Linked DNA regions of Homo sapiens: all the other regions are linked to region 1. A link is a loop called in an ENCODE intact Hi-C map of the cell type or tissue named here. Cell type or tissue: heart left ventricle. All regions are shown on one strand.

Region 1 (5,000 bases):
TTCTGCCCAGCAAATAAAGCAAATGTCTATGGATAGAACTTCAGTTCAGTTTGTGAGGGAGTAGGGGTGGTGCTTCTCTGGTTTAATAACGCCCTACAGATAACTAAGAGGCAGGACAGGGCATACACTGAGTTAAAAGCTAGGTGTCACTATTTCTTATACTCCAAAAGGCACTGTGTGGAGGGGTGTGTTTTAACACAACCATCACCAGCTCCAGCTTCTCAAGATCTCTGTCCTGTTTTCTCAAGACACAGCACTTTTATGCTGAAAACCATTGAAATGTAAAGCCATTGAACTTTAAATGGATGAGTTATACGTGAATTACACCTCAACAAAGCTGTTAAAACAATTACATAATTTTTGTAAATGTCAAGATCTTGGCTTTTACCTCCCCTGTTGACCTCCCTGCCTGACTTCCGTCCTCCCTCACATACCTTCAGGGGGCACAGAACCATACTCAGAAAGAGGATCACCATTCCAGAACCCCAAGCACTCCATCCAACATTACAACTTTGTTTTAACTCCAGGGATTACAGCAGTATGCCAAGGAAAATAAATGACTCTTTACCATTAGATCTTCAGTACCAATTTTCCTTATTAGAAAAAAAAAATCTAACTTTTTTTTTTTTTCTTTTTTTGAGATGGAGTCTCGCTCTGTCGCCCAGGCTGGAGTGCAGTGGCCCGATCTCGGCTCGGCTCACTGCAACCTCCACCTCCCGGGTTCACGCCATTCTTCTGCCTCAGCCTCCCGAGTAGCTGGGACTACAGGCACCCGCCACCATGCCTGGCTAACTTTTTTGTATTTTTAGTAGAGACGGGGTTTCACTGTGTTAGCCAGGATGGCTTCGATCTCCTGATCTCGTGATCCACCCGCCTCAGCCTCCCAAAGTGCTGGGATTAGAGGCGTGAGCCACCGCTCCCAGCTTCTAACATTATTTTTAATGTTAAAGCAAATGTGTATATTATGAAGCAGAAGGCAATATTCACTTACATAGGGCTTTTTAAAAATTTTTGAGACAGAGCCTCCCTCTGTCACCCAGGCTGGAGTGCAATGGCGTGATCTCGGCTCACTGCAACCTCCACCTCCTGGGTTTGAAGTAGGTTCTTGTGTGTGGTTAGCTGCTTTAAGCTGGAGTGGGAACAGTGTATGTCCTCTGCCAGTTGTGGAGACAGAGAGATTGAGATACACTGTCAGTGGCTAAAACAGGAGACTCAGGAACTGATCCAAGCTCAGTACCGCTATATTATGTGATATTGTGCATAACATCCCATTTTGGGGCCTCAGTTTCCCAACTAAAAAATGAGATGATTGAACCAGGTGATCTCCAAGGTTGCTGCCATCTCTCAAAGTCCATGATTTGGTGTCATACTGACACAAATCAGATTCTGGGCTCAGATTCATCAGCACCAAGATGCCCAGAGATGTAGGAAGCAAAAGATACAGTCCCTGTCTTTGTGGAATTTTTCATCTACTGAGGGAGACTATGAAGTGAATTTACAAACCATCCAAAGGACACAAGAGGCAAGAAGCAGCTGAGAATCATGAGTGATTAGAAATCTGGTGCAGATCACTCGCTTTGAGTCAACTGTGCAGCTAAACGACAAGGAGACTCTTACCCTGCCAACCCCTGCGCCCTTTGGGCCAGGATAACTTGACACAAAGGCACTTGCTGTTGACCTTGTGCGTGGCCCCAAATCACAGAGTAAGAAACTCTCAGAGCAGGAAAGGGATGTTAGCTATGAACAAATCCAAAACCCTCCATCTACATTCAGGATTTGGGATAATGCTCGCATCACACTTAGAGTATTTTTATTCGATAGAAGGTTCTTAACATTAACTCAAATCTTAAATAATCCTAAAATTGGAAGAGAAATATATCCTTCTCTTCAAAGCCCAATACATTAAATATGGAATGATTTTAAGACAAGTCTTATTATGACATAGGGTTGAACAAGATCTGCCTGGCAGCCACTTATTGAAAAGCATTGCTCTGAAAAAAATTAACTTCTACCCTTCATTGTAGGGTATTTATGCGTTTTCTTATGTCATCATTTCAGATCCTTTCCTGCTCCCGAAGCTACGGCAGAGCATTTCCGTAGGTCTCCAGTCACATGTCTTTGCTTTTCTGAACATACCAGGAGATCTATGAAAGTGAAACTAAAAGGAAATAGAAAGGAAAAACTGCTTCTGATCTCTCTCATCCAACTATTTCATTTTCATTTGTTCTAGGAGAATTTCTTCCAGCTCTAGCCTCCTGGATTTACGCATATTCTGGGGACTAGACTAAAAACCTCTACCTCTGGCAGGCATCTTGGGGAAGTCTTGCCTAGATGACATTTGACCTTTGGGGTTTCTTCCAATCCAGATATTCTAGGGTGCAGAAAGGAGTAGTGGTCCCTCACAGATCGCCCAAAATGGATTTTTTCCACCTAATTGGAAAATATGCTCATTTCTAACACAAGATGGCGCTGGGACACAGGCAAGAACGTTTCTGATTAAAACAAAACCAAATGAAACAAAACAAAACACAAAGCAAAACAATCCATGAGCACAAAAGTTCTAATAAGCCAGAGAATTATTTTGTTTCTGGACAAGACCAGCTTTTGTTGAGCACATTTTAGAACAGCTTTCTGGAGTAGCAATAATCTAATTGAGCTGCTTTACCCTAAATCAACCAAATGGTCAGGACTGAATTAAAGTAGTACAATGTATCCTTAGGAATAAAGTATTTAAAAAGAACTCTAAATCCCTTAACTACGCAGGGTCAAAACCAGAGATAAGTGGTCAGGGGACTTAGTTGAACACTATCATCAAAAGTGATGTCTTAAATTCTTACTCTGATATGGGATGGGGTCTTTACCAGTTGAATAATTCTGATATGAATTCAGTTGCCTTAATAAAATTATCTTTTTTTTTTTTTTTTCTTAGAGACAAGGTCTCACTATGTTACCCAGGCCGGTCTCAAACTCCTGGCCTCCCATAGTGCTGGGATTACAGGTGTAAAGCACCGTGCCCAGCCTCATTTAAAATTAAATGAGCTCTTCTACTTCATAATAGAGCAGATTGTTTTAACTTGTTTGCACTTATTTGAGGATTATTTGATGAAGCAATTGAGGAATAATTCACAATTTGAACTATAACCACCAAACAAGTTCTGTTAAGCTAACACCTAAGTTGAGTTTTAGTGTTGTTTTTTTGTTGTTGTTCTTTTGTTTTGTTTTGTTTTGTTTTTGAGACAGAGTATGGTTGTATCACCAAGGCTGGAGTGCAGTGGCATGGCTCACTGCAGCCTCAACGTCTGTGTTCAAGTGATCCTCCTGCCTTAGCCTCCCGAGTAGCTGGGACTATAGGTGTGCATCACCATGCCCAGCTAATTTTTTATTTTTTGCAGAGATGGGGTATCATTGTGTTACCCAAGCTAGTATCAATCTCCTGGGCTCAAGCGATCCACCTGCCTCATCCTCCCAAAGTGAGAATTTATTGGGAAAGGAACTTATTATCTGTCTTCCTCCTAACCCCCACAATAATCTCCTCCACATGAACAAGTGGTTGGCCAGTCTGTTTAGAATCTTGTAGTAACAGCAAACTGACCACTCAGGAGAAGCAGCCCATTCTATCTCTAGACGGTTCTAAGGTTAGAATAGTCTTCTTTAGATTAAGCCAAAGCATGGCTCTTTATAATTTGTGCTCATATATCTCCATTCTTCCTTTTAGAGGAATGCAGTATAACCTTCTTTTGTAATATGACTGCTCCTCAAATTTGTGATGATTTGGGCCTTCTCAGTCAAAAACAGCATCCGTTTCTGCAGTAATTTTTCATATGACATCTTTTCTAGCTCTATCTTGGATATCTTTCTTTGATTTATCTTAAAGTGTGTTCTGATCTCACAGCCAGTGGGCCTATGTTAGTTGCCTGGATTTAAGTAGTATGCTTCTATGAATGCAGCTGAAATTTGGTTAATTTTCTGCACAGTTATGTCACACCGTTTTCCCTTTAAAGCCCCCGGTCAACTAAAACTCCCAAGCCACTAATGTGGATGTAGCAAAATCTACCCGCCCTTACATAAACAGTTGACGTTTAGAATTAAAATGCAGACGTTACGCCCTGTGATACCATGAGGATTTCAGTTCATAGCTGTGGGCTGTTAAAATTACTTAGAGTAATTTCATTCAGACTCTGGTGCCAGACATACCTGGATCCAAAAGTTTGTTCCTCCCTCATAAGCTATGTCATCTTGGGCAGTTGACTTGATCTCTTAAAACATCAGCTTTCTTATCTCTAAAATGCAGATAATATTGCTACTTTTCTCATAGGGTGGTACAATTTATATGTGATGATTTCGTGCAAAAAGTATATTTAGCACAATTCATGGCACGAAGTAAGTTCTCAATAAGTGTTTATTGTTACTATTATTAGTATTAGCCCATCATCCTTCAAATCAACTATCCCTCCTTGTCCATGTCATAGGAATATCTGACAAGCATGTCCTCTAAGGCAGATAAAAATATTACTGTTAGGGAAATTTAAAAGACAGAATCTGCATGACTCGCCACCATAGTTTCCCTCAGGCTGGTCTACGAACTAATCAGCACCATGTAGGTATAATTCCTACCCTAGCCATGGTTGCACCCACTGGCTATCAGCCAGTTCATGTCTTATGGCAAGGTAATTATAAAAGTTCTTGTCAAAGGCCATGCTGAAAGAAAGTATGGTTTTGATGCCTCTTCTTTCTACCAATCTAATATCCTTATCAAAAAAGGAATAAATGAAGACATGTTTTGTTTCTGAGGTTTGGGGTTGGCTCTGAGTGATCTCTGCTTTTCTAAAGACTTACAAAGAGTCTATTTAATAATCTGTTCAGTTGATGGGTTAAAGTGGTGAAATTGTGGGTTATTTCCCCCTTCTTTCTATTATTATAATAATGTTTGTGGAGTAAATAGCCTTTTAAAATTCTGTTCTAGAATTCTGCCAGGGATAATTGTCAAGCTGACTGGCTTA
Region 2 (5,000 bases), 870 kb after region 1:
GAGACAGACAGACTTAAGTCAAAATCCTGCTTTGCCTCTTAAGAGTTTTTGTGCAACATACAAGCCCTCTAAGCCATACCTGCTGCATTAAGCACCTAGTATGGTGAGTGACATATGGTTTACACTCAATAAATGTTTAACGGTAAAAATGACAATAATAAGAATGTCAGGGTGGCATTGTAACAAACACTGACCCTGAGTTGTAATGCTGTCTCTGCTAAGTCACTGTGGACTAAGCTTCTATAAGATGACCTTTTTTCCCCCTCCAAGCCCTGAAATTCTGTGCTTGTGACAAGGTGATCTCTGATCCACTGTGGTGTCTGGAGGAACAAAGTAATTTCCCATCTAGAGTTTATTTCATTCCACTGTCTTTAATTTCTTTCTAACTGAAACTGATGACCCCATAGCCATGTACTGTACCCAGTAAGGACCCACTCAGGACTCCACATTTAATGTTAACAAATGAATTTTGAGTCTTTTCTGGGTTATACCTTAAGCCATAATCATTCTTTGGCAGAGAAAACTAACCTTTTTTGGATGGTGGTTGATGTGGTTAGGCTTTGTGTCCGCACTCATATCTCATCTTAAATTATAATCCCCATAATCCCCATGTGTCAAAGGAGAGACCAGGTGGAGGTCATTGGATCATGTCGGGGGGGTTTTCCCCAGGTGGTTCTCCTGATAGTGAGTGAGTTTTCACAAGATCTGATGGTTTTATAAGTGTTTGGTAGTTCCTCCTGCGTTCATTCTCCTTCCTGCTGCCTTGTGAAGAAGGTGCCTTGCTTCCCCTTTGCCTTCTGCCATGATTGTAATTTTCCTGAGGCTTCCCTAGCCATGCTGAATTGTGAGTCAATGAAACCTCTTTCCTATAAGTTACCCAGTCTCAGGCAGTTCTCTATGGCAGTGTGAAAACAGACAAATGCAGTGGTCTGATCAGTTTTCCCATTTGTGAAATGAAGAGAAGCATTTTGTTTAATGTACCTCATAAGAATGATGGTACAGTCACAATGTAATAATGAATTTGATATAATTTTATAAAGATATTAATTAGAATGCTCATTCAGCTTCTCTGACAGAGGCTAAAATAACAGAAGCTTCAACATGATAGAAATTAATTTCTCTTTCCTATAACAGTTTGAACATAAGCAGTTCAGGATTGATATGGCAGCTCTAGGGTGATAGGGGCCAAGACTTTTATTTGGTGGTCCTGCCACACTCAACACCATATTTGTATTCTAGCCAGTAGGAAGATAAAAGGGGGAAAGAGAGAGAGCAAGCTCTTTCTTTTTAAGAGCACTACCTGAAAGTTGTGTATATTATTTCTTTTCACATTCTGTTGGCCATTACCTAGTTACATGGCCACACCTGTGTGCAAAGGAGTCTGGGAAATATAGATTTTAGTTACTGGGTTATGTGCCCAGATGTTTCTTCTATCACTGTAGATATAGAGCAGAATCAGAATAGACACTGGGAGTACAGGTACTGTCTAACACAAAAAATATAAATGCAAAAATAATAACTTTATTTACGGTACTTAGCAAAGTCTTGAGGATGACCCTAGTTACACTGTGGCTAGGTTTTCTTACCTACCAGAGCTTTAGGTGAATTCCCCAATTCTTCAACTTAAGACCCAAAGCCCTCATTATTTCTGAGTTCCTGATGCTTTGTTCTCTCCTTCTGCACCTAGGCTGAGTCTCTCTGTTTTCATTCTCCCAAACACACACAGAACACTGCCATTTCAGTTTCTACAAGACATTCTTTCTTTTAATATTTTGTGATTTTTAAAATGGACTTTGCTTAAAATATAGGGTCATCCTTTTCCTTTTTTTTTGGATCAAGCAGTTCTGCCCATATCCAGCTTCTTGGTTTGTGTGAGACTATTTGCCTTTTAAAACATCTAAGTACTTATTAGGATTTTTCTCCAGTAGCAGATCTTGAACATCAGAGCTGCATGGAGTGCTTTATTCTGACATCTAGTGGCCATGACAGGGATGGTGCTCATCAATGTGTGTAAATGGAGATGATGGGTAGGAAAGGTTAAGAAGGGAGATGATGGGTAGGAAAGAAAAAACAGCATTTGTTGAGCACCTTGTATATTTCACACACTGTGCCAGAACTGAACATGTAACTTCCTGGGCTCACAATGCAGCTCTGTCATTTACTAGCTGGTAAACATGGGCAGGTTACTTAAAGGGAGATACCTGTATGGTGAGGACTAAATTTATGCAAAGTGTTAGGACAGCATATGGCACAAAGTAATATATTATTATCAGCAGAAGCTTAATGTCTCTGTGTGTGTGTGTGTGTGTGTGTGTGTGTGTGAGAGAGAGAGAGAGAGAGAGAGAGAGAGAGAGAGAGAGATGATGGAAGGAATTTGGCAAGTGGGAATAAATTTGGAGAGCAGAGTTTGAAAACTTTTGGGCAAAGCTAATTATGGGCATTACTTCATAAACGGCAATCTTTTTTTTTTTTTCTTTTGAGACAGAGTCTTGCTCTGTTTCCCAGGCTGGCGTGCAGTGGCGCAATCTAGGCTCATTGCAACCTCCACCTCCCAGGTTCAAGTGATTCTCCTGCCTCAGCTCCTGAGTAGCTGGAATTACAGGTGTGCACCACCACACCAGGCTAATTTTTGTATTTGTAGTAGAGACAGGGTTTCACCATGTTGGCCAGGCTGGTCTCAAATTCCTGACCTCAAGTGATCTGCCTGCCTCGGCCTCCCAAATTGCTGGGATTACAGGCATGAACCACCACACCTGGCCTCAGCAATCTTGACTTTTAACTTGAATTTAAGATTTCTTATGATAACAGTTAATTTTTCTCCCTGAATTCACGTGAGTTGAAAACCTCCATCAGCTAGGAAAATTGGAGTAAGGTAATATTTGGATTTTTGAATGTTTGGCTAGAGAGAATAATAATATCTGAGTGCAAGCTGGATGTAACCTCCACATGATTCTGGGGGCCAATGAGGAGAGCCAGAGAAGGATAATGAAAGAAAATGTGCACTTCAGGTTATCTCAGAGGCTGCCATAACTGATTCCTTGTTACATCATTTAATCCCAGTGAAAACCCAAATAGTGGCTGTGCCCTTATAGCAGATGAATAAGTTGAGGGTCAACTTATTCCATCATTGCACACCTGGCAGCTAGAGGCAAAACACTCTAGCTGCCAGGTGTGCAATGATGGAACCAGAATTTGAACATAGGTCAGTCTGATTTCAAAGCCTTGCTTTTTTTTCTTTTTTTTTTAGTCCATTGTTCTGGCAAATAGGGTGCAAAGGAAGGGGAATCTAGGGTTTTAAGAAGTGAAGAAAAGGATGAAAACAATTTGAAAGTCAGATAATGAGACTGACTACTCAGTTGGACACTCTTGATAAGTTAACTGAACCGCCGTGGCCTAAGCTACACACTGTTATCTCAGGTGCTCCCATTGGCATGAGCGTGGTAGGTTGCTAGCCACTGCTATGGGCTAATTACCTTCCAGAAACTGCATCTCACTTAGGCAACCGTGAAGAGAAGACACAGGAGACATCACGTCGATCCAATATGATTAAATAGTCCTATTAGCTACTGAGATGAACATAATATTTTCTAAGCTCAATATTAGAATGTGTGTTTTGATTAGTATGTTTTGTACCCATCAGGATGGTAAAAATGAGTATTTGTAATTGGGTCATAAGGCATTTGGTCAAGTTATGCAAATTAGTTATCTATTGCTGTATAACGATGTTATCACCAGCTTAGTGTTTTAAAGCAAGATGCATTCATTATTTCACAGTTTCTGCGGGTCAGAGGTCCATGCACAGTTTAGCTGGGTCTTCTGTAAGGCTGCCATCAAGGTGTCAGCCAGAGTTGGGTTCTCATCTGGGCTCCACTGGGGAAAGATCTGCTTTCAAGCTCACATTATTGTTGGCAGCATTCAGTTCCTTGAAGTCTTCCAGGCTGAGGAAGCATTCAGTTTTATGCTGGGTATCAGTTGGAAGCCACTCTTAATGTCTTCCCTTTTTATGTGTTAGCTGACAGCATGGCAGCTTCCTTCTTCAAAGCCAACAAAAGAGAGCATCTCTTGGCAAAATGGACCCTCCAATCTTATGCAGTGTATTCATGATCCATGTAATCAAGCACATCCTGCCATCCTTGCCATATTCTGTTGGTTAGAAGCAGGTCACAGGCCCACACTCAAGGGGAGGGGATCAGGCAAGGCTGTAGACACCAGGAGGAGGGATCATGGGGTCACTTTGGCGTCTGTCTGCCACATTGCCCTTTGTCTAGCATGCAGGCAGAGAAGGGGCATGAGGAACTTAGTGCAGTGAGAGTGGCTCAGGGCATGGTGCCTCTCAGGACATGGGCACTTTCCTTGGGGATAAGGGAGCAGAGGCAGCCCCTCCTTTGGTCCATGTAGGAGGACTTCCTGAAAGAAGTATGATTCAGGAGTTGTTTGAATGACAGAAGAGAAGCAGTTCAGTAGACTTCTAAGGAAAGATGATTTAGATAAGAAAGTTAGAGGAGGCAATATAAAGGCAGGAGTGGGAGGACTGAGCTTACATTCTTTAAAAACGGCTCTAAAATGTAGTCTTCTTGTGTCAATAAGCTATGCAATTCATTGGCTGTGAAGCACGGGTGATTTTTTGGTCTTCTTCTGCAGGTGTGGCAGTGTGGAGGGAAGGTCGAGATTTTGCCCTGTTCCCGGATTGCCCACCTAGAGAGACACCACAAGCCCTACGCCTTGGATCTCACCGCTGCCTTGAAGCGCAATGCTCTGCGAGTGGCCGAAATCTGGATGGATGAGCACAAACACATGGTCTACTTGGCCTGGAACATACCTCTCCAGGTGAGTCATGGAATTGAACAGCAGCACGGAAGAATGAAAGAGGAGGAGGTGGCGGTTATGTAATGGGGAGGGATAAAGCAAAAGTGCCATCGCAGCCCTAAAGAATTAGGGTAAGGTCCTGATGGTGTGATAATAATGGCTCTTAACATTTATGTAACAGTACAGTACTGCAT
Region 3 (5,000 bases), 640 kb after region 1:
AGACATGAGACTGACATTATACAAATAAAATGCTATTTAAAAATATTTATAGCATACACTGGCATATGCTGGAAATAGGATTATTATACCGTACTCAGTATATTTCCAACTGAATATACTTTAGGATTTGAAAAATATTAATTCTCAAACATAACAGATACATAGCCAGGAAATAACATAGGTATGGTCAAGCTCTAAGGGAATATGTGAAATACAATTTATCTAGGCCAAGAGATGCCATACAAGTTATAATTTATGAGAAATCCTCCATGCTATTTCTGTACCTTCTACATGCTTCTGTTACTGCACATACCACTCTATGCAGTATTATTTTATTTATAGATCAGTCTCTCTTTCTAGAATATAAGCTCCATATAGGCAGGGGTTTTTTTTGTTTGTTTTTCTGCTTAGAGAGTGTTTGGCATTCAACCAATGTTTACTGCATGGAGTGGAAACTAAAGAAATAAAGATAGTATTTAAGTATTTAGGTGTATGTATCTAGAACATAAAACTAAAGTTCTATTTCAAACTAACCAATAACCATTGCCCCCCAAATAATCCACATAAAGCCTATAATGCAAAAGGTGGTAAAAGCACAGCATAAAATTGTCTTGAACTTTCACTAGCAAATTAAAAAGACATACAGCTAAAAGGTTTAACTTTGTAGTAAATATAAACATTACTAACAATGGACTACTATATGAATAAGAACAATACATAGTTAATACCTAAGGGAGCTGTTGTTGGGGTTTTTTAGGTCTTGGTGAAGTTTTATTACCCATTCTTGATACTCTTGTTTTTGGATGGCAGTTGATTGTTTTAATTCATTCGACCATTTATTTTCTAGGTCCTAAAAGAAACAGTATACCAACTGGTTAATTTTTTTAACAAAAACAAACAAACAAAAAAACAAAAGAAAATGCAACTGCATACCTAAAAGTCACTGTATTTCACTTACTTGCTGGGATTCAAAATGCTGAGCAGCCAGTGAATTTACATCTTGATCTGTCAGTGATTTTCCCAATTCCTGCATGACTTTTTCCATTTCAATACCTTGTCTAAAACACAAATAAACAAATCAGGGATATTCATCAAACTTTCAAGGTATATGATCCTTCAGATTCATCAAACAATCTCTATAAAGTGAAAATAAAAAATTTATTTTATAGAAATGTGTCCAGGAATGAGAATTGTAACTGGAAAGTACTTTAGAATCCTTGGAAATGGAGACTAGCCAATAACGATGATAGTGTCATATAATATCAACATCATTTGTGCAGCTAAATTTTCATCTAAATGTATTGCACAGACGAATGCAGTCAAAATCTAAGTTACCTTTCAATTACCATGGCTAATGTTAAAAACTCTGGACCCCTTTTCACCTGCAAATTTCCTCAAAGAAGAGGCTCTGCAATTTCAGCTTAAATGGATTTTCTATTTGTATATGAACTAAAGTGACTTCAACCTCTGAAAGTTAGTTTACATTATATCCAGAAGCAGACAATTAGATCCTGAGTCAAATTACTATTAAGTCATAAAATTTACAGAGAGACGTAAAATACAGTCTGAAGATGTTAGTCACACCTTCTGCATTTATCCAAAGAAATAATGTGCAAAAATTAAAAATGGTTTTTCCTACAGGAAAAATTAACCAATGGTGTTAGAAGTACAGATAATGGTTATTTATGAGGGAAAGGGTAAAGGACTAGAAGGGCATGAAAGAGGACTCTGTAATGCTGGAAATATTCTATTTCTTGATCTGGGCAATGGTTACATGGTCGTGCTTAATTTGTGAAAGTTTAATGAGCTGTACACCCACAGTTTGTTGCCTTTTCTGTGTGTATGTTATATTTTAATAAATAAGTTCACTTAAAAAATTGAAATTAAAGATTATCTTCTAATACAAATGTATGCAAAAAGTTTGTTCTAAAACAAATTTCTAACAAACTGGGAAAGAACAAAACACAGATATAAACTAAGAGGATTTTATCATCCTAGTTAATTCAGGTAAATTGCTCTTAAGAGTGAATTTTTGGCCAGGCGCGATGGCTCATGCCTGTACTCCCAGCACTTTGGGAGGCCGAGGTGGGCGGATCACCTGAGGTCAGGAGTTCAAGACCAGCCTGGCCAACGTGATGAAACTCCATCTCTACTAAAAATGCAAAAATTAGCTGGGCATGGTAGCGGGCGCCTGTAATCCCAGCTACTTGGGAGGCTGAGGTAGGAGAATTGCTTGAACCCAGGAGACTGAGGTTGCAGTGAGCTGAGATCGTGTCACTGTACTTCAGCCTGGGCAACAGAGCAAGACTCCATCTCAAAAAAAAAAAAAGGGTGAATTTATACTTATTTATAACACTGATTAAGATATATATATATGATAAATTAAATTCAAGCAAGTTACACATATATACATTTCTATATATACCTTCTGGTAGTAAATATTCAATATCACTTAAATCCCACTTAGTTCTAAGGCAGATGACTCCATTAACTTTTAATAACTATTATGGGTCAAATGAAAATTATGCTTGCAAGTGAGATTCTTATTTAGAAACAGAAATAACTGCTAACCATTTATAAATACAAACAGATATAAATATATATTACTATTTTACATTACACATGTTCCCTCTAGTGGATAAAAGGTATCATTGCCATTTTTAAAGTTTAAAGAAATATCTAGAATCTGGTTTGCTTAAAAAAAGAGCACATCTCTTGTGAAGAAAAAGACAGACAGAAATTCAACAAATAAAATTTCATGAACATTTATTTCATCCTAAATATGTCCAAAAGGCAACTAGCTAATCATATAGTTGATGATACAATATATTTTTTCTATGATTAAGATAGAAGAAAATTTTATTACGTCTCAGATGAAATACTAAATATAGCCTGGCTCAGTATGTGAGATGTGACAACTCTGGCAACCTATATATTATCTTGAAGATACTTTAAGAAAAAAAATCATTATAACTTGTATTATTGATGCTGTGCCGAGAAACTGTCTTTTAAAGATGTACAATGGCATTAAAATGAAATAAGAAAATGTGTCACTTCTGCTCATGAAATGGATAAATAAATTAAGCACCAAAATTTCGGGTCAACCTCCACAGACACTAGTGAATTTCAACTTACCTTAAGTCATACTGTTCACCTTTGCAATAAATATTACCTACCAGAGGAATACAGCTTATTTTTCTTTTTCAAGCTAGCGGTTTGGACAGGTTAAAAATAAATTACAAAACTTTTAAAACTAGATGAATTCAAGTATTATTTATATGTTTAGAAAGAAAAAAGAAGGCCAAACCCCATCAAGAAATATGGCCAAATATGATTTCAAACAATAAAATAAGTCAAAACAAACCTCTACTAAAAAACTATTCCATGAAAAAAAAAAGTATGAATACCAGTAAATGCAGGTAATTAGCACGTTAATTGAACTTCCCAAAAGATGAAGAATCATGTAGAACACAAATCTTCAGATTTAGAATAAGGAAGCATTATAGACTATTAATGGCTAGATATATAGTTTTCTAGGGGGTAGAGGCAGCAAACTATGCTGCAAGTTAGAGTCACTCAACAGCTCAATGAAAGTACTAGGAATGGAAGTATAGGGAGCCAAAATGGGAATTTATCAATATACCCAAAGAGGCAGAATGAGTATAGTCACAGAAAACCTGACGGCTAATAACAGATTCAGGATGACTTGAAGGTTATATTATTTGAAGGCCTAGGAGGAAAAATCAAACAAATGAAGTTCAACAGAAAGTAATTAATTAGTATTAGGTAATTCTACTTTTACGTATTTTTAAAAACCTAATTCTATATTTTGTTCTTCTTTTTAAACTATATTCACAATTTTATGGGCTACATAATAAAGAACTAGAAAAAAATTTTGTCTTCCCCAGGGAAATATGTTTCAACTATATACCTAGTGGCAACCACTCACTGCAGGTATCTCATCAAAAAGGAATAAACTGCCCCAATACAGCTGGTCAACAAACCAAACCTATAAACAGTGACAAATATCTCAAAACAGCATGTTCTTTTTGACAAAGAGATCATTCTAATATTTTACAAAGTATGAGAATAAGTGGTCCAGAGGAGTACAATTGTTATGAAAATTTACAAATCTATGCAATATAATAAATATGCTAATTTAGTACACAGAAGAGAGTATCCCTCAGGAACAATTATTAAATACATTTCCTTATTATTTTTCTGTACTTAAAATTTTCTTAACCATGACAATGCTCCAAAGATTATTCTCATCTTGCTAGCCTTACTGTATTCTAATGGGAAGCTAATGAGAACCAGGAACAAACCAGCACATCTTTTTAAATTTACTCCTTTGGGACTATTAAATCAGTTACACACACACACACACACACACACACACACACACACACACACAAACAAAAGTGATTTAGTCCTAATATACTCTCACAATCAAAGCAACACTAAAACTATTATCTTAATGGCATATACACCCAATGTCTTAAATAAGTGTTTTTAAGATAATAAATATTATTAGATTCTGCTAAATTACAATGGATTATCTAGAAGGACACATCCTGAATTCCTATCACAATTTATATAGAGTTACTAGAAAGCAGTCAGGGAAGCCACTTATTACTTTAAAATAAATAATGCTAGAAGTTTTTTACATACTCTGAAGAAAAGATAAATAATAAAAGCATTGTTTGTATACTGTGTTAAGTAATCCATACAGCAGGAATTCAAATCTAATTACAATTTCTTGGAACAATACTAGTGTTATTATTTTTTTCTAAGGTACTTGAGCGTACAAAATGAACTGAAAGAGCCATGGTCATAGTTAGAGCAGGGCAATACAGAGGTTCTGAATAGGGAGACAGAATGGTACAGTGGTTAACAGTTCTGAAGTCAGGTTTCCTGGTTTCAAATTCCAGCATGCCCTTGGACAAGTTACTTATTTAAGCAAAAACTTCTTCATCTGTAAAATGGAAATAATAGTAGGG
Region 4 (5,000 bases), 220 kb after region 1:
TTATAGAAGTAATGCTGGGAAACCTTGTTCACGTAAATAAGTTTGGATGGAGTTTTATTATAGCAATATGATTTGGCTCTCTGAACTCTTTCCAAGTTCTAAGCCAAAAATAACATACTGCTCTATCATCAAGAATTATTTTTAATAATCTATCAGCTGACAACTCCATTAGGTCCTCTTCTGATATTGTTGAAAGCAAAGAATTGGAAAACATCTGACTTGCAAATATTTATTACCTAGTCTTTGTGGTCATTAAGTCCTCTTTTTCTGGGAAATCACCTAAAATACTTTATCAAGACTTATTAAATGATTGTTAATTATGCTTGTTATTCTTTCTCATAAAGACACCTTCTAATTTGATATACTTAAAAAGGGTTGGAGAAATTGAAATATCTTTCATTTCAATATAAGTTTACCAAAACTTTTTTGTACATTGATTTTATATTATCATATACTTTATTTTTATTGTGGAAATTTTAAGAGCTGAAAATTTAGCACATTCAGTTTATGGCACTTTAAGGTAATTGTTGAAGTGGGTCATAAAATTAATCACCCAGAGTAGACTTATTCTTTGTCCCCCACCAAAACACTTAGTTTTCATTTTTTTTTTCTTTTCTTTTTTTTTGAGACGGAGTCTCTCTCTGTTGCCAGGCTGGAGTGCAATGGCACTATCTCGGCTCACTGCAACCTCTGCCTCCCAGGTTCAAGTGAGTCTTCTGCCTCAACCTCCTGAGTAGCTGGGACTACAGGCATAAGCAATCACATCCAGCTAATTTTTGTATTTTTAGTAGAGACAGGGTTTCACCATGTTGGCCAGGATGGTCTTCATCTCTTGACCTCATGATCTGCCCGCCTCGGCCCCCCAAAATGCTGGGATTACAGGCATAAGTCACCGTGCTCGTCCAGTTTTCATTTTTCAAGCCAAATCAATGAGTTAATATATGTCCCCAAGACAAACATTCTGCATTCTAATTCTAAGATAGTAGACATACTAGATTAGATAGATAGATAGATGATAGATAGATAGACAGACAGACAGATAGATAGATAGATATTGATAGAGCATGAAGCTGTACCATGAATTTATCACCGGGATGAAATAATGTGCCACCACCCTCAATACTTCCTACCTTCACTAACCTTATTTTATTTTCATGAGATTTGCATGATGGCAATATGTTCTTTGATAATCCTTGGGGGAAGGATGAGGGGACTCATTAGACAAATATTGGTATCATATTTTTGCCTTACCACACAACCTATCTTGCCCTGTGTCTAATTCCATGCTTTGCCCGTCACAGACGTATGTATAAGACAGAGAGAGACACAAAACCTTAGAGATTTATGTTGCCTTCATTAATATTTTCAGTTGTCCTTTTTTGGATGCCATGGAAGTTTGTACACTTGGCCTAATGCACCATAGTAAGTAAGATTTGGGATGAGAGAGAGTTAACAGAATTTTTTCCTTTTGTAAAGTGGGAAAAGCGCTATTGAGAAAGGGCAGGCAGGACCAGAGAACCAGCCCGACCCCCCAGCTGCAGGTGCACTGTCTGCTAGATCAGTTCAGGGAAGGGCAGATACGGCATTCAGCATCTGGAAATGGAGTGCCTTGAAACAATTCATGCCCAAATACCCCCTGGGAAGTCTTCCTGTCTCTTCAGGGACACTCACACTCCAGGTTGTAAACGGTGGTTCTAATACCCCCTCCTTGCAAACCACACCTATAAATAGGTGTGTAGAGACATAGAACATGTTATGAGCTTCACCAAGACCTTCCGAGCCACCATTTCCCCACTGCTCGAACCCTGACCACGGAACATCTCACAATGTGCAGGCAGCACATACCGTGATCAGTGCCACAACTTAGACTTAGTGCAATGGTGAAATACTGAGAAAGAAAAACCAAAGTGCCTCCAGGAAGTAAACAGCCCATGACAAGAGGCCAGACAGACCACACATGAAACAGACGCACCACACATGAAATGTGCATAAGAATACAGTGGAGATATTTACGCTTCTTGTTAAAAAAGATGGGGCAGACAGCTAGAGGGGTGAAGGAACTGGAAATACGGGATCTCAGAGACTAGGGAGACTTCCTGGAGTTGCATTTGTTTTAGAGACTCCGAGAAGGGCACACATGAGATTTGATGGAGTAAGGAAGGCCAGTGTGCTGATACCGTTTTAAAACTTCCACAGCTGTCTTCTGGTAAATGAAAATGTCCTGAAGTCCTTTCCTCTCCAGAGCTAAGATGTGTTTTTGAGCCTGACTTCTATATTCAGTGATAGGAGAAAGAGAGGAAGAAAGGGAGAAAAAAGGGGACAAACTGGAATTTCTCAACTTCTGGACTAGTGGTAGTCAATTGAGTTAATTTATACTAAAGTGTTAATGACACACAACAGTTATACCCTCCAAAGATCCCCTGTAGCATAAAGGCTCTGTGAAATACTGTATATGTTGAGGAATCAAAGTAACAAAGCAATAATGTAAAAGGGAAATTAGGCAAAAGGAATGGGGGAGAGGACTGGTTCTCAGCATTCAAGCAACCCAATCGGGAAACCCCCTGCAATGACAAAACTTATCTAGCGCACCAATGGGGCCAGTAGATATCATCTGCCAGTAGATGGCGGTCTTCATACTAATTGACTCTTCACTGGAACAGCCCTTCTTTCTACCAGATATTTGTAGGGTTGGTTGGCTTATTGCAGAGGTGGAAAAGGAAGCTACCTCCGCAGTGTAAATTGGAGAGCCCTGCGTGAGAGCTCCCCCTGCTCAAAATTTACTCCCTCACAGACTCGGTCACTTATGTCTAAAAGTCCTATTTATTCAACCCTTTATGGAGGAGGGCAGATTGCTGACAAGAAGTGAAACTGGGGTTAGTCATTAACACTTTAGCAGGAACTAATTTGGTATATTAATTCAGGAAAGAAAGGAACTTTCCAGGCACTGGACACTTAATAGCCTTCTTTAAAAGAAAAAAAAAAAAAAAAAGAAGGTGCCCAGACACAGTGGCTCACACCTGTAATCCCAACACTTTGGGAGGCCAAGGCAGGAGGATCGCTTGAGCCCAGGAGCTCCAGACCAGCCCGGGTAACATAGCAAGACCCTGTCTCTACAAAAAGAAAATAAATTAGCTGGGTGTGGTGGCATGTGCCTGTGGTCCCAAGCTACTCGGGAGGCTGAGGCAGGAGGATCACTTGAACCCAGGAGATTGAGGCTGCAGTGAGCTATAATTGTGCCACTGCACTCCAGCCTGGACAACAGAGCAAGACCTGGTCTCAACAACAACAGAAAAAGTAAATAGAAGAAGTAGGCAGAAAAGAAATGGTAGGTTGCAATAGATGGGTTTTGGCTTGGGCCAGACCTGAACACTGTTTCCTTCAACTCCCATCCCACAATGGAGGACCGGGTCCCCTCAGGTTTGCCGAACAGACCATAAAGCTTGTTAACCTTGGCTGGGCGCCGAGGCAGGATAATCCTAATTTCTTGGCACTCCCTACACGGATGCCCATGGATCTCTTTGGCCCAGTACTTTCTTCATCCCTAGGATGGCCTGAGCAGTAAGGGGACATCGCAAAAGAGGAGTTATTCAGAAAGAGGCCAAGATGGTGAGAAGACCTGAAACTGGTGCAGTAGCTATCTGTCCCATGGTAAACTAGAGAAGAGAAGACACATATTCATCAAGGCACTGGCCTCTGACACCAATGGTTGTCATGTGGAACCTGCAAACCCAAAGAGAGAATCAGAAGTTAGAGAGAAATTGATCACTATGCAATGTAAGAACAACTTCACCTTCTGTCATCACCATCTGAAGACAGGCTGATGATGGTTACGGTAAAATAATAATCATCATGACAATAAATCACATTTATTTAACCATCCCTTGTGGCTAGGCGCTGTGTTCCACATGCCTGATTTCATTTGACAATTGCAACATTGCTGTGGAGTGGGTATTACTATGACCACCTTTTTACAGATGAGGAAACAGGCTGAGAAGAATTAAATAACATATTCAGTATGACCCTGAGCATTTAACCATGCCGCGAGGCTGCCTCCTTAGACAGAACGGGCTGCCCTGGGAGTCTACAAGTTCACAGTACAGAGGCATTGGAGCAGAGGCTAGGGACATCTGGCTGGGGTGCTGCAAAGGAGACTCATGGGATTCAATCATCTTAAAGGTCCTCCCAACTCCTAGGGCATACAGATCCACACACTCATTCAGCAAATATGCACAGAGTGCCAGGCTGTGTCCTAGGAACTAAGAAGATGATGTTATCGAAAGAAGGAGGAGGAAGAGAAGGGCACAGAGGAGGAGAGAGGAAAGAAAGGGGGAAGAGAGAAAGGAGGAAGAGGAGGAGAATGGGAACAGCAACTAAAAATTTTTAAAAACAATTTTTTTAAAAAATTCACATCACTATTAATATAATAGGGGCTACTTTACAGAAGTGAAAAAAATGCTATGAAAAAAATATAGTGGGGCATATAACCTAATCTGAAGAACCCAGGAAACTTTCTTCAAACTAGAAGGGAAGTGACATTTTTCTTTTTTTTTCAGCATCCAATTTTTTTTTTTTTAATTTTTAGTAGAGACATAGAGACGAGGTCTTGCTATGTTGCCCAGGCTGATCTCAAACTTCTGACCTCAAGTGATACTCTCACCCCAGCATACCAAAGTGCTGAGATTACTGGAATGAACCATTGCCTCTGGTCCTAAAATATTTAAATAAGAGAGGATGACCCAGGGTTAGTTTTTTTTTAGCTGGGGCTGGCCCTTGGGGTGGACATAGGGTTTGGTGTGGCTGTGTGGGGTTCCCCAGGCCTGGCCGAAATGCCTGTACACCTTGGCCCTTGTAAGTATGGGAGAGCAGGCTGAAGCCACAGGCCTTGGGAAGGCCAGGGCCAGCTGGGCAAAGGTGAGGGTTTTGCCCAGGCTTGAGGATGCGGCTGTAGATCTGCTGCTCACATGCAATGCACACACCTTGAGTTTGGGCACCTCCAGCAC
Region 5 (5,000 bases), 400 kb after region 1:
TCTTGCGCAAGCTGCCCCAGCAGCGGGAGAAGCTGTCTCTGATCCGCAAGCATGCTCAGACCTTCATTGCTCTGTGTGCCACCGGTAAGATGAGGCTTGAGCCGGGGAGGGAGATGGGGGAGCTCTTTTGGGAGATGTCCGGGGAGAGGCAAAAGGCCGTAGGAACTTTCATTTTAGTTCAGGAGTTTGGAGGAGGGGTGGTCTTGAGTAGTCTAAAGTCTGAAGTTTCATTCCTGGGTTGCTTTTTCTTTATCTGAGCTTTATATATTCGCTTTCTCTGCTAAACTCATAAATGGTTTATGAGGACAGGTGTGGTTAAGGCAAAAAAAATTAGTGCCTGTTAAAATATTCTTTATGATGGCTAAAGTGCTCTTTGAAGATTACATATACTGCTCACTGGTTGTGTTCAAATCTTTAATCTTTTAAGGAAAAGGATGGCTTGGAGATAAGCCCAAGAGGAAATCTCGAGGGGGATGGGGGCAAATACAGGTTAAAGGAACAACGTCAAGATAAATATGCTGCCTGCCTTGATTAGTGGTAAGGGAGACCAAAGAAATTCTTTTTTTTTTTTTTTTACTGTAGGGCATTTATGGCCTTCTAGCTGTTTGCTTCTCTAGCTGTTTGCCCCACTGGGCGCGGGAGGGAACCTGGTTGGCTTTCGGTGAGGCTTTACTTTCTGAGCGCTGGGTTCTGATGCCCTCAGTTCATGTGGAGGTGTTTTGATTTTGGCCGCAGCCTTTAACGTTGCAATTCCGCCTACCACGTGGATCCCACAATTGATACATCATTCCTACTGGCCCATTTGTTTTGTAGTTTCCTAATAAACCAAAGGCAGTGGTTTGCTGTTGTCTTATTAAACAGCCTTGGCCAGTGTCTACTGGTTTTTTGTTTTTTTTTTTCTTGGTAGTGGCCATGGCAGAGACCCTGGAACCTTACTCATCCAAGGGAGAGATGTCAGGAGTTCATGTTTTGACAATCAGAAACCTTAGGTAAAAAGCTGATCACTTGGGAAGACCTTTCGGTGTGCTTCACCTCAAATTTGCCAAGAGTAGTTAAATCGCTAGGTGGACTCACGTGGTAACTTTTTTCAGGATGTTGTTACATGTTACTGGTGAGTTCTACGGAACGGATGATTATATAACGTACGATGTAGTGCATATGCCCTGTGCTCACAGTCAAAAAGTCAGGCTTTGCTGCATATCAGTGAGTGACCTTTAATTGGCTGCTTAACCTCTCTGAACCCGAGCTTCTTCATCTCCAAAACAAGCCTATTGATACATCATCCTACAGCCTTTTCAGAGCAGCTAGGAAAATTAAAATCAGAAAGAGGTGATGCACGTGGACGTGCTTTGTAAACCGAAGTGTAGGTTGGACCTTCACTAATTGTGAAAATGCTACCATCTCCGATTTTCACCCTGATTTTAACTGTTCCGACTAAAGTGGATATGATGGCTTTCCTTTTCTGGCTGCCCTTACGTGTTTCTAGCAGGACCTGTGTGTTCTGCACTTGCAGGCTTGAGTGTGGAGTCCTCCCGGCCCCCTGCCTGTTCATCTAGGGCACAGGTTTCCCCTTGCTGGTTTTCTGTAGTCCTGTTCTCCTGGATGCAGGCCAGGCCTCATGGCGTGCACATGCGCCCTGTGCCCCTTGGTGGGAGAGTCCGTTATCCTTCCTGCAGCCCTGGGGGCGGTTCTTAGGACCCCTGTGGACCCCTGCTGCCTTTTGGATAGTGGTCACTCTGGCTTCCTTCCCTTCTGCTGTCTGGCCCGGGCCCGAGAGGTCAGTCCTCCAGTGACCTGTCATTTTGTCTCCCAGGCTCGGCTGTCTCCTTCCTCTCTCATCATGATTCACTGTGGGGGAGGGGTCAGCCAGTTCTTTCTCTCTGGCCCAAGGACAGCTGACCCCCGACCCTAAACTCCCCCACTGCCCAGCTGTTGATAGCCAGAGCTCTGCTCAACACTGTCTCTTGACTAACAGATCTTTTGGGGTCTAACTGCCCCTTCCTCCTCTCTGATCTCTGATTGGGGTAGGGGTGCTGGGTGGAGTTACCGGGGTGTGGGCAGATCCCCAGATTCCGTCTAGACCCATTCTCGAAAACCGGGGATCCCATCCCCCACCCGTGGCCTTCTTGCCCAGATCTTTGGGCTGGCTGCCAGCTCCGGGGCCAGAGTAGGGAGCCTGGGATTCAGAGACTGAGGACAGAGGCCCAGAGGGATACAGAGGCAGTTATAAAGACTGTGTTTTGGGGGCCTTGAACTAGCTTTGGTCAGGGACTAGGAAAGGACACCCCCAAACCACATGAAAATGGTGTGCTAGGCACTAAGCCTCAGGCGTTGACAGGGCAGAGCACAGGTAGGTCCTCGGCAGTTTCCTGGGTCTGGAAAGGAGGGGCCTGTATCGAAAGAAGTTGCTTTCCCTCATCTGCACTTGGGTTTGTGCAACTGACTGAGTCACATAGAATCCTGGCTGCGTGGAGTTTTACAACAGTCGGCCTCACAGTACAAACACCGAAGGCCGCTTTTCTTGAAGGAAACACCTTCCATGGAGAGGCGATTGTGCATTGTGGGGCCAGGGTGTGATGAATGGGCAAGGACCCAGGACTCTGGCCAGTAGCGGGCACAGAGTGACTGAGAGGCAGAGGTAGGAGATGCAGATTCCCCAACCCGAGCTGTTGCCCTCACCTGCTCCTCAAATCGCACACTTCCCTCCTTTTCTCGCAGTCCTGGATGTTCCGTCCTGGAGCTGATGAAACACCTGCGGCCAGGGTCTCGGAGGTCCACAGTGGGTGGAGGGTGGGGGTCCCGAGAGATGGCCGCCAACCCTCAGGCCGTGCAGCTATTTGATGGGAAAAGCTGGTTGTGAAAGAGCTGGCAGTGGTTCTGCAGTGTGTGGGGAGCGTATTTGTGTGTGAAAGGGGAAGGGAGAGCAGGAGAACATAGAGGGGCCGCGTAAGTGTGGCGAAGTGGCGGTCTTGCTTTATGGGGCTCTGGATTAAGATGGTGGCAAGGCGGAGAGGAGCCCTCCTTCCTTCCCTGCTCAGCCTAAAATGGCTTCTGGAAGAGCAAGGGCCGCAAGCTGCTGGTATCCCTCTGCAGCAGGTCCTGGGCAGTGCAGGCATGGGTGGGTTGGGCGGGGGATCTTCCTGACTACAGCTCCTAGCATTCCTGTTCCTGGAGTTTCCAAAACTGGGGAAGCAGAACTGAGCCATAGCTTCCCTGGTTGCCGCTCTGCTGATAGAACACCCAGGTCTGCAAGCGAGGAAAGAAGGCCATTGGAGATGACCTGGGTTCGCACTCTGGCACTGGGAGATTGTTGAGATGTGATACCATGCTCGGTGGATGATTCCAGTTAGTCTAGCAGAGCCAATGGCATTGAGTTTACACCTGGCACCGGGTAGGGGGAGGTGCTCACCCTCCCTCTCCAGGCACCCACATCCCCTCTTTCTTCACTAGAAGCCCACCCTAAGATGCTGCACCTTGGTATTTGTGCCACACACGGTAGCCACCCCCAGGCCTCCCCACGCCAAGGCCAGAGCCCCATTGTTGACTAGAACCCATTGTGCTGTCCTAGCCCCTTCCCTGGCTTTACCTACAGGTGTTCCCTCAGATTCCATCGCCAAGTGAGAGGGAGACAGTGGTGGCCCAGAGAAGTTCGATGACTTGGCCCTTGATCTAGAGTGGGAGATTTCGCCTTGATGGGTGCTGGGAAGGAAGAATGGAAACCCGTCTTTCCATCTGCAAGTCTCTGAGCTACCCCTGAAGCCGCGAGGTCATGGGACTGAGGGGGAGTCGTTAGCATGCCCTGTGGGGACAAGCAGCCAGGCAGTGTGGTGCTTGCCATCGCTCTTCCCTCTGGCTGTAAGATGAATGGGTAGCAGGCTGCTCATCGCCCTCCAACCAGCCCCCTCCCCAGCTCCTCCCAGCAGGCCTTGCAGTTGCATGGGCATTCCCTTGCCATGGCAGCCCTGCCCCACAAGGACAGGGTATGCTGGTCCTCTTATGGGGGTGGCAGATGAGGTGCGTGCCCAGTGACGTCCCTGGCCTGTGAACACTCTGGTTCTGGCCCTTTGAACTTCCACCTGACTGCAGGTTGGAGAAGAGAGATGGGGAAAGCCTGACCTGGCCTTCCCTTTCTTCTTCAGCGTCAGAGTGCGTATCTCTCTCCCCCTATTGGTGAACAGAAGCAAAGCCATCACCCCTGCACCCCAAGACCTCGGCCACCATAGCCAAAATGATGGGTGCTAAATGTACTGGGCAGGACCATGTATTCCGTGGTTTTAAACTTACTTAGCTCTGAACTCTTTATTTGGTAAAATCCTACCAAGAAGTGCAGATACCAAGTTGATGAAATGGAGCACTTCTCAGGGCCCATGCCCAGGTGAGGGAGCCCAGCGGGACCCCCAGAGGCTCCCAGGGCATCCTTGGGAGGATAAGCCTTTTGTGCTTGCTGGTGCCGGGGCTGCGGCTGGGACCCAATTCCTTTGATTCCTGAGCCAGAGCGCCACCTTTGGGGCTCTTCTCCCACTTCCGACGTGAAAGGCTGCCCTGTCCTCCTGAGTGGTATATGGGAGGTGACTTTGAGGAGCTGGTCAGCTTCCAGTAAGTTACGAAGAGCTCTGCATCCAGAGTCTCAAAGTCTCATCCGGATCCCAGGCCCAACACTCACAGTGAGTGACATCAGCCAGATCACTTCATCTCCCAAGACTTCATTGATTCACCTGTAAAAGGAGATGTTTGAAACAGATGAATTTCAAGCTCCTTTTTATTAATACCTCACCATCATCACCGCCGTCATAAGCAAGCATGCAGCCCACAGCAGAGCTGCCCCTGGCGCCTGTGGGTCCAGCTGGGATTCCCCTAAGGTGTGTCCTTTGCCTCCACCATTTTGCCAGGAGGGAGGCGGGAATGTCGGGTGTTCCTGGTTATCTGGGCATCGTTCCTTGGCTCGGGTGAACTGCATCTCAATGAATTGTGGAATGTGCTGGGTTAGAGTTGCCAACTTC

The links. A loop is a pair of places that touch in the nucleus more often than their neighbours do. Peaks named below come from ENCODE experiments on the same cell type or tissue, not always from the same donor. Only the 100,000 strongest peaks of a DNase experiment are listed, where the experiment ranks them.
Region 2: it touches region 1 in a loop (8-fold over the local background); 3 of 110 quality-filtered maps call a loop at or near these places.
Region 3: a loop joins it to region 1, with 3 times the contacts of the local background. A loop is called at or near these places in 39 of 110 quality-filtered maps.
Region 4: a loop joins it to region 1, with 2.8 times the contacts of the local background. A loop is called at or near these places in 16 of 110 quality-filtered maps.
Region 5: a loop joins it to region 1, with 4 times the contacts of the local background. A loop is called at or near these places in 94 of 110 quality-filtered maps.

What each region holds. Positions count from the first base shown.
Region 1 is chr12:3,883,224-3,888,223 of GRCh38, forward strand. The region is part of intron 1 of PARP11-AS1 (PARP11 antisense RNA 1); the gene reads left to right. Among named protein-coding and RNA genes, the nearest start is that of PARP11, 12 kb to the left of the region's middle. In heart left ventricle, CTCF peaks have their summits at 132 and 2,454 (motif pointing right); no DNase peak of the experiment used is centred here; H3K4me3 peaks cover 937 bases; H3K27ac peaks cover 712 bases.
Region 2 is chr12:4,756,317-4,761,316 of GRCh38, forward strand. It overlaps GALNT8 (polypeptide N-acetylgalactosaminyltransferase 8), which reads left to right. Exons shown (of 11, transcript NM_017417.2): 7 at 4,642-4,827. Among named protein-coding and RNA genes, the nearest start is that of GALNT8, 38 kb to the left of the region's middle. RefSeq lists a silencer at 1,827-2,121. In heart left ventricle, a CTCF peak has its summit at 1,986 (motif pointing left); no DNase peak of the experiment used is centred here.
Region 3 is chr12:4,524,526-4,529,525 of GRCh38, forward strand. FERRY3 (FERRY endosomal RAB5 effector complex subunit 3) reads right to left here. Exons shown (of 14, transcript NM_020374.4): 5 at 959-1,058; 6 at 729-850. Among named protein-coding and RNA genes, the nearest start is that of FERRY3, 11 kb to the right of the region's middle. In heart left ventricle, a CTCF peak has its summit at 2,638 (motif pointing left); no DNase peak of the experiment used is centred here.
Region 4 is chr12:4,104,946-4,109,945 of GRCh38, forward strand. LOC124900317 (a long non-coding RNA gene) reads right to left here. Exons shown (of 4, transcript XR_007063173.1): 3 at 4,977-5,000; 4 at 1-3,720. It also overlaps the pseudogene RPL18P9. Among named protein-coding and RNA genes, the nearest start is that of LINC03141, 96 kb to the left of the region's middle. RefSeq lists enhancers at 2,438-2,732, 2,820-2,879. In heart left ventricle, a CTCF peak has its summit at 2,618 (motif pointing right); no DNase peak of the experiment used is centred here; H3K27ac peaks cover 9 bases.
Region 5 is chr12:4,278,836-4,283,835 of GRCh38, forward strand. CCND2 (cyclin D2) reads left to right here. Exons shown (of 5, transcript NM_001759.4): 3 at 1-84. Among named protein-coding and RNA genes, the nearest start is that of CCND2-AS1, 5.2 kb to the left of the region's middle. RefSeq lists a silencer at 1-188 and an enhancer at 1,370-2,327. In heart left ventricle, no CTCF peak of the experiment used is centred here; DNase peaks (open chromatin) are centred at 6, 1,676 and 2,126; H3K4me3 peaks cover 1,393 bases; H3K27ac peaks cover 2,856 bases.